2 separate regions of the Mus musculus genome follow, and region 2 is linked to region 1. Evidence: chromatin contacts called from ENCODE Hi-C or POLR2A ChIA-PET data. All regions are on one chromosome and are shown on one strand. The core of a region is the stretch at or near the end of the contact, and the rest is flanking DNA. Distances in the headings are between cores, read along the strand shown.

Evidence for each region. Hi-C counts contacts between places; a loop is a spot of excess contacts on that map. ChIA-PET counts read pairs that join two places held with the same protein, here RNA polymerase II (POLR2A).
Region 2: a map of T-helper 17 cell shows a loop between it and region 1 (4-fold over the local background). The contact joins the promoter of Lrp11 here to the promoter of Cnksr3 in region 1. A Hi-C loop is called at or near these places in 3 of 37 maps with a recorded cell type or tissue (T-helper 17 cell and regulatory T cell). POLR2A ChIA-PET finds 5 or more read pairs at or near these places in 1 of 5 experiments (embryonic stem cell).

The regions. Positions count from the first base shown.
Region 1 is chr10:7,210,193-7,214,696 of GRCm38, forward strand. Cnksr3 (Cnksr family member 3) reads right to left here and starts at 2,045. Exons shown (of 13, transcript NM_172546.2): 1 at 1,440-2,045. The coding sequence starts at 1,491.
Region 2 is chr10:7,587,540-7,591,786 of GRCm38, forward strand. It overlaps Lrp11 (low density lipoprotein receptor-related protein 11), which reads left to right and starts at 2,278. Exons shown (of 7, transcript NM_172784.4): 1 at 2,278-3,074. The coding sequence starts at 2,513.

The DNA.
Region 1 (4,504 bases), core at 795-3,294:
AATGTAGCTACTGGCTCAGCAGGCTCTGAGGACCCCTCCATGGTAGTCAAGCAAGCCATCTGCTTCCTCTCAGCAAGCTAGCTGGAGCACCTGGTACCGTCTTCAGTACAAGTTACACTTCAAGTTAAGGGAAGGGGCTTAAAATAACTTAAGTCTACTGCTGCTAACCATGTTTTACTGCTCACTCAGCCAGAGTCACTCAGGCCTATGTAGTCATCCTTTTTCCCATGGCTTTACTTTGAGAGTCCTGGAAAAGTCTGGCCGATAGAAAAAACCTACTTCCTAAGACAGTATTCTGTGTTTTCCTCCAGAAGCCAGGGATAATCAGACATACACCAGACTCTTCACTACCTGGACAGCCCCTTTCCAGTGACCTATATAAGACACTGGCTTGAGAAATGACAGGATGGGGTTTCCATTGTCACAGACGGGTAGGGCAGCTTGAAAGATAATCTGAACACACCAGCATCACTGACTACTCACGTCTACTGAGACGAACAAAAACAAAGGGAGAGAGAGTGCTTAGCCAAGTCTTCACCTGGAAGACCAATGGGGGTTTGGGAGCAGGGGTGGATAACTTGAAACAGATGTTGAAGTGAGGAGGTGGGACCCCTGAGATTCCACTGGTTGATTTCGGTAAACTTTGTACTATTGAAAGAGGTCAAAGAGAGCTGAGTAACTCTAGCAACTATCCCTAGCAATCACGGGAGAGACAAGATAAAGTAACAGGGACCCTTCCACTCCTGCTACACCGTCCAGCACCCACTGAGTTTCCTCTTCCCGAGTACTGTACAGAACCAGACTGTAGTCCAGACACTCGGCTCCCTCTCAGTGCTTAACTGGCCTCAAAACGCTGCGCCCTTGGGGGTCCTGGCGCCTCCAGAGCTGAGTCCCTGCCTCTGCGGGAGTCCTGGCGCTAGGGTCCTCGCAGGCGCGAAAGCCCGTTCGCCCTCTCCAACCCAAACAAACAGGCTGGGCTGGCCGCAGGAGCCTTCGTCTACCTGCCCAACTGCCAGGTCACGCCCGCGAACTGCTCTGGGCCCGCAGCCTTTACTAGATCCAGGGCCAGGGGCAGTCACCCACACAAAGACGCCTTGTGCCTCTGCGCTTGGCTACAGGCAGCAAGTCCACCGTACCCGAACTGGCAGAGAGAGTGCCCTGGCGCCAAATCCCAAGCCCCACATTCCCAGCCAATCTTCCACGGAAAGGCCATCCCATAGCTCCCTGACTTAAATATAGGTGTCCAGTCGGCTGCAGTCAACGCGCACCCCCACCGAAAGAAACCGATCGGAGCAGGCGCACCAGAAAGAGACGCACAAGCCGCTCAGTAGAAGTTTGCTTTGTCGCCGGCAGGAGGGGCAGAGCACTCCAGTGCCCAACTCTTGGCCCGCCCCATCTCCCCGGCTGTAGGGCGCGGGGGTCCTCCACGGCTCGCTCACCTCTAGTCCAGTCCACCACTTGTTTGGGGCTCCACTTGGTCACGGGCTCCATGGTAAGCAGCTTCGCTGTCCGCTGGGCTAGGCAATCGACAGGAGTCCTGCAGCCTGCGCCCGTGGTTGTCCCCTGCGTGTGCCGGGAGTCCGCTCAAGCCTGCATGGCCGCAGTCAGCGGGCCATCGCGCTGCGGTTTCTGCGAGGGAAGCGCGGCCCTGGGTCTCTGCGCACGGGACAGCTATGTCCCGTACGGCTGCTCCCCGCAGCTACCGCTGTCCAGATGCAGTTCCCCCGACGCCGCTCTCTGCTACAGCTGCTTCTCCGCAACCACCGCAGCAGCGGGAGCAGGTTGCAACCTCAAACCCCAGGCCGGGGCTGCCCTGGCGTGGGACTCTTCTGGCCGGGAACTTCTAGGTCGGCTGGCCCTCCGCGGCTCCTGCGAGCGGTGTCCGTCCCCGAGGTCCCCACTCCGCGTGCGCCCCCGCCTCGAGCCTTCCCGCCAGTGGGTCCCACCTCCTGCGCCACCGTCGCGGGCCGCCCGGGCGGAGGAAAAAAGCGGAGCGTGCGCGCTCGGGTTGCAAAGTTTCTGCTCCGCTCGGCGCTGCCGGAATAAGAGAGGGGGCGGGGCGGAGCGGGAGCAACACGTGAGAGGGGCGGGGCCGCGATGACGTAGACTCCGGTTTCTTTCCCTCCTACGTCCCAGCTCCGGACGCCAGGGATCTACTTTTCCTCTTCAAGGGGTGGGCTGGAGCTGCAGCCTGAGTCCTGGAGAGCCGCTTGGCTCCGAAGAGGTCCCAGCTTAGTGGCAGCTGAATCCTGTAAACAGGTTTTTTTGTCTTTGTGTGTTGGTTTGAGATGTGTCTGTTCTCGTTTTTAAAAGCTTCGAGTCGCAATCTCGCCTTAGCTATTCAGCCTTTTAAGTTTCCTAAAGTAGGCCAGTTGTGTGTGTTTTGGACAAATGGATGGCGGTGTGCCACTGCTCCAAGGCCGCTACAGTGTATCAACTCTTCGGTTTAATAACACCAGAATGGCAGCTCTTTGAGTTGTGTTTTGACATAATGTAATAGTCATATTTTCAAAATGACCTAACGCTCGATTCAGATTAGTCATTAACCCTGAGGCGAAAGTTGTCAGCGAGCCAAAAAAGAAAAGAAAAAAAGAGAGAACCTTGCCTAGTTCAGCCTCTGACAGGGAGAGGAAAGCCCTTTCTGTACTACAAGCCTCAATTTGGAAGCAGAGCGCGGGTCTGGGGAAAACCCTATAACCGGTGTTTACCTCCCTCCCACACACATGCAGACACTCTTTTGGCCCTAGTGAAGTCTTCTTTCAATTATAGTTATTGATTTCCATCTTCCCCTGAGCAACTATTAACCCTATCCAAGGAGGAAGCTGCTTGTTATTGGGGTATATTGAGCTGGATCTGATCTTCCCCTTCCAACTACTTATCTTCTGAAGTAAGGGAGTGGCTAGTGTTTATTGATTCAGTAAATACCCGCAGTTGCTTTCCCTGCACCAACCACTGCGTTCATATTTCCTCTGTTAGGATAGCTGCTCTCTATTACACGTGAGAATCACTGCTAGCACCCAGCTATCTGTTGTATAGTGAGTGTTTTGGGTGTACAGCGTACACACTGTCTTAGCCTTCCTGAGCAATTCGTCTATGCAATGGAGAGGTACAACTATCAAAAATAGCGATTTTTTTTTTTTAACCAAGAGTAATTACCCAACCCAGAAACTTGACACCGGCCATGAGAAAATTCCTGGTAGAGTAGCTGCCCTCTTTTTAAGAAATGATCTTTGACATCTGTCTTTCCTTAACCATCTTGACCTCTGCACAGTGGGAACTGTGCCTACAGTTTCGAAAATAGCTATATGATTAGATGACCAAGCAAGTAATTCATCTATAAACAGTGCTGCCTTCCAAAGGGGACACAGTAGTAACGAAGTTGAAAGACGATGAATCTGGCTGCATAACCCCTGGAATCACAAAGAGGAGCAAATGCTATCAAATGCTTTCGCTGTAGAATTTTCCTTGATGTTTGACAATGTTCTCTTGTTCCTTTGCATCTGTTGCATTAAAAGCTGGAGTTCCAGAGTCCAGTTTGCTGAATTTCATCCCACAGATAACACAATCTATACTCGGCGCATAAGCAGAATATGCAAAGAAAGCCAAGTTAAAAATCTCTGACCAATTAACTATCTAAATGAATTAGCAACATGTTTACTCCTCCAGTCCTGCAGGCTAATTGCTATGTAAATAAGGCCTTCTACCTTAATTATAGCTGTTAGCCTGTGAAAGTTCTAGGGTGTGCTGACTGCCAGCCCAGATGTAAACTTTACATAGAAAGTTTGGCACATCAAAGAGGAGGGATTTTTAGATAAGCAGCTATGGAAATTGGTGTATATGCAAAAGCGATCAGTTATACACTTGCCAGTTTTCTTCCTGCTTGTCCCTGGTGGTGTGGTTCCTTGGTACCCACACTCTTCAGCAGGGGCACCCTTCCTCCTTTCTGCCTTGATGCTGCCAGGGCTCCTCCAACATTAGGAAATGGACAAAGCTTTTGACTGAATTTGATATGTTACAGTGTGGATACAAGAACCCAGTCTTCTGTGTTTCCTTGCATCTCCTTTTCTTGGCCAGCCGCCTTGCGTGTTTAGGTCATTTATTCAATCAACAAAATATGTTGTAAATGCTCCTGCCATACTGAATTGAGTATGAAGAAGATTAAAGATCTCACAGCTAGTGACTCTTGGATATCATGGGACTTTGCCAGGAAGGGTTTTCTTCTGTCACCTTTAGTCAGAAGACAAAGACCAAGGGGGTATAGAGGGGACATGGACCAGCGAGTTTGGGAATCAGTTTCACATTAATAATTTGAGTCTCTCAAAATTTATTGGTATTAGTTGAGAAGTAGGACCTAAGCACTTTAGAGACAAAGTTATTACTATAAATACTGAGTAAACACACGAGTAAAAAGACTCGAGCCCCTTCCCGGTTCAAAACTCTTCCCATAGTGAGAGAAATGTGGCAGCATTCAAAGGCCACTCCATTTAAAAGCTGCTTCAAATGC
Region 2 (4,247 bases), core at 1,028-3,527, 380 kb after region 1:
ATGGGGGAAGGGCAAGGCCTGCCAGAGCCACGCTTACCATGCTCAGGTTAACTAGAAAACCCTTCGATGTCTCTATAATTATGAAACACTTTAAATGTCATATTTAGCAGATCTCTGAAGAGTTTGAGGACCACCTATCTAGTATGTTTAATTTAGGTTTAACTTTGAATTATGTGTGTGTGTGTGTGTGTGTGTGTATTAGGTATGTGTAGTCCAAGAAGGGAGAGAGAAGAGTGGAAAAATGAAACTATGTTGAAGGGAAGTGGAAATAAGAGACTTTTGACAGTGTAGAATGGAGTGTGATATGAGAGATTTGAGGATCTTGTATTTGTGTAAATGACAAGAGTTTTGATAGAGGAAAAGATTAAGCAGGCAGTTGAGGACAGGGAAAGGCTAAGTTGAGAAAGTGGCTTACAAGGCGGGAGAAGATGGGCATAGGGTGGGGGAGATGATAGGCCATAACTATATTACATCTCCAGGATAGAGGTGAGAGGGAAACCTAGAGAAAGATGAGAGCACAAGGAAAAAGGAAAACCAACAGCAGAGACTTTGGCTTCAGGAAGGGAGGCCAGAGCAGAGACAGCAGCAGGTGGAGGGTTTACCAGCTTAGGCTGGCACAAGAGTGAGTATGGCTGGTTTTTCATCTGTAAAATTAAGAAATGAGATGAGAAGGGAGGTGGTGCAAGCCTGCGATCTTAGCACTCAGGAGAAGAAGGCAAGTGGTTCATGAGTTCAAAACCACTGTGCTACATAATGAGCAAGACACCATGTGTGGTGGTTTGAATATGCTTGGCCCAGGGAATGGCACTATTAGAAGGTGTGGCCTTGTTGGAGTAGGTACAGCCATTTTGGAGGAAGTGTGTCACTGTGGGGTGGGCAATGAGACCCTCCTCCTAACCACATTGGAGCTAGTCATCTTCTAGTAGCTGTCAGACGAAGATGCAGAACTCTGAGCTCCTTCTTCAGTGCCATACCTGTCTGGATGCTGCCATGCTCCTGCCTTGATGATAATAGACTGAACCTCTGAACCTGTAAGCCAGCCCCAATTAAATGTTGTCCTTGTAAGAGTTGCCTTGGCCATGGTGTCTGCTCACAGCAGTAAAACCTAACTAAGACACCATGTACGAGGAAATAGTGTTTTTCAGGCAGAACAGGGCATTGAGGAGGCTGTGACAGCATGCACAAGATCTGCTCAGGGCGAAGCCAGAGAAGATCTTAGCACAGAGGCTAGGTAGTGGATAATAGAGTCCCACCATTGGCCAAGAAGCTGTTCACAATAGCTTGGGGGTGGGGTAGTGTTTTTTCAATCTGGTGACACTGGGTATATAAGCCCTACTCCAGAGGAGGCCCCATGTTCAAGAGGAGCTAGTCAACACAATTCAGATTCCACATTTCTGGGTTTAATGTTGTTTTTGGGTTTTAAAAGTGAAACAAGAAGGGAGGGAGGTGAGTGCGGATCTGGGTGGAGTAGGGGAAGGTATTAGAATATGGTAAAGATGTATGGAATTCTCAAAGAATAAATAAAAGCATTTAAAAACAAAAGGTGACTTCAAAATTAGTAATAATGAGCTTCTCCACGTGTCTAAGCACTTCGTGGGCACTGACTTACTTAACATTCATTTTAGAAATGAATACGATGATATCTTGATCTTGAAGCCGCACACTTCAGAGTATTGTGTTCTATCAGTCAAACTAAATCAGGTGTCATCCATCCCAACACCCAGTAAACTGATGGGAGATCATCAATCGGCCCAACCCTCCTTCCCATACTGCCCGGCCTTTGCCTCCTCACAAGTTCAGCTTTCTGTTGCTAAACTTCTGGTGTTTAAGTTCTCTAAACGAAACTGAAAGGCGAATTAGAACCTGAATGTAAATGTTTTGTTTCCTTTATTACCTACCATAGTCCAAATCTCTTTAATAATAAATAATGCAACGAAGTTGGATTCCAAAAGACTGCCAAAGTTGTCTGTGGTCCCCTGGCTGTACCCGTCGCTCTCCGTAGTAGCCCCGAACTTTAGACTGATGGATTTTCTGACTCTTCCCCTCCCTCCAACCCCGAGTGCCCTGCCCTGTGAGCTATGGCCTTGCGCGAGTCTGCTTGCTGAATGAGGCCTGATGGGCCCAAACACCCACGCTGCTTAGGGTGTGATCAAGCCGCGGAGCAGCCAGGCAACTCCGGGGAGTCCCCTCCTCCTCCCCACCGGGCGCCGGAGACCGACAGACCTGCGGAAGTCCCGCCCCGGAGCCGCCCCAGCACGCCAGGCTCCGCCCCGTCGCAGCCGCTGTCCGCACGCCGGTGCTGATCCACGTAGAGGCCGCTCGTCGTCCCGGTGCGCTTCCGCGGCCGGAGCGAAGATAGAAGCACCGAAAGCTCGCAGCCTGGTAGCAGGGCCAGGGCGGCGCCGAGTCCGGCCGAGTCCGGCCCGCGATGCCTCTCGAAGCCGGCACACTCGCCGCCTCCGTGAAGCAGCCAGGCCCCGGGGCCGCCGAGCTCTGAGGCCGCGCTCGTGCCATGGCCACAAGGGGAGGAGGACCGGGCCCCGGCTTCCGGCACCGCGCGCTCCGCGGGCTGCTGCTGCTCTGCCTCTGGCTGCCCGGCAGCCGGCCCGGGGAGCCCGCCGCTCCGTCGTCCGGAGTGGATAGGCTGCTTCAGGACTTTCGCCGGCAGCTACAGCGGGCACGGCCTCGCGAGGAGCTAGAGCCGGAGCTACTGGGCGGCCCGCGGGAGGATTGCCCGGGTGCGGGCGGTACGGCGGTCTACCGGGCGGTGCCCGATACCATCATCCGCACCCAGGATTCCATCGCGGCGGGAGCCAGCTTCCTGCGCGCACCCGGGAGCGTGCGGGGTTGGCGGCAGTGCGTGACGGCCTGCTGCTCCGAGCCGAGCTGCTCGGTGGCAGTGGTGCAGCTGCCCCGGGGGCCCAGCGTGCCCGCACCTATGCCCGCACCCCGCTGCTACCTGTTCAACTGCACGGCGCGCGGCCGCAGCGTCTGCAAGTTCGCGCCACTCCGCGGGTACCGCACTTACACCCTCAGTCGCGCCGAGGACGCCGCTGGGATCCCTCCCCGGCCAGGTAAGCGACGCCAGGAGGGTCCCGCCTGCTATCGAGCGAGCAAACTTCTCTGCTTCCAGAGGATTAAAGCTGTGGGTAACCGGGAAAGTGGTTCACATTTTTCTCTGACTTTGGGCTGGTGCTAAGAAAGTGCAATAGAGGGGCAGAAGCAGACAGGGTCCGTTGGGCTGCCTTTGGAAGATAAGGGGGCAGATCGGAGAGCACTGACGGATCGATTTAAGACGATAGCCCGGAACCTTCTTTGTCCCAGTAAAGATTATTTTAGTTTTATTTTGTCTCATAGGTTTTATAAAGCGTGTTTTACCGCAGGAAATAGCAAGGACAAGATTTGATTAGATGCAGAATTGCTCCTAAATACCCACTCCTGCTTCCTGGTTTGGCTCTCTGCCAACACATAGCTCCTTCAGATATAAAAATATGAAGGAAAACTTGTCACTCCATCTCCATTCTTTTCTTCCATCCCTTGCCCAAAAATTTCCCCACATTCGTGACCTTGTTGGTTTTGTGTTCCACTCAATTTAAGGAGGCCAGCTGTGTGTGGAGGGGATTGGAGCTCTGTAGTGGGGTCTGCTGGGCTCAGTACACAGTGGATAGTGTGTAAAGTTAGTCTCTCTTTAAAAGGCCTAAACAGCTTGCCCTCTGGTTTTTATATCAGTTGCTCTAGGGAAAAAAACAAGACACAATGAAGGGGCAAAGTAGCAGAGAAACGAATTTTATCCCCCTAGGTTCTCTGTGCTCATCTGACAGAACTTTGCATTGCTTCCAGAGCTTTCCTTAAACCCGGGAAAGAAAAGTAAACAGAATTAAGAGTAAGGCCAAAACCAAAAGCCATCTAAGTGTTTTTTCTCCTCCCTGCCCTCCTTTGTCCTTCTTTTCTCTAGGGGGAGTTTGCCTTGGCCACTGGCATGGCCTCCTCTCTGGGGAGCACTGACTAACATGCCCACTCTCTGGGAAGCGCTGATACACCCAGATTTCTTCAGGTCCTCAGCACCCTGTGGTGCAGCCTTGGCTCCCAGGCTGCACTGATTGGCCCTGAATGGAGGGCAAAGGGCATTGTACAGACAGACAGACTCCCGGGGTCCGCTGTCCGGATGCTTACCCTGTATGCGTTCCTTGTGTTTGTAGACTACTTCAGTTTTCCTTTCTGGATTGTTATGATTTCTTACCTCCTTC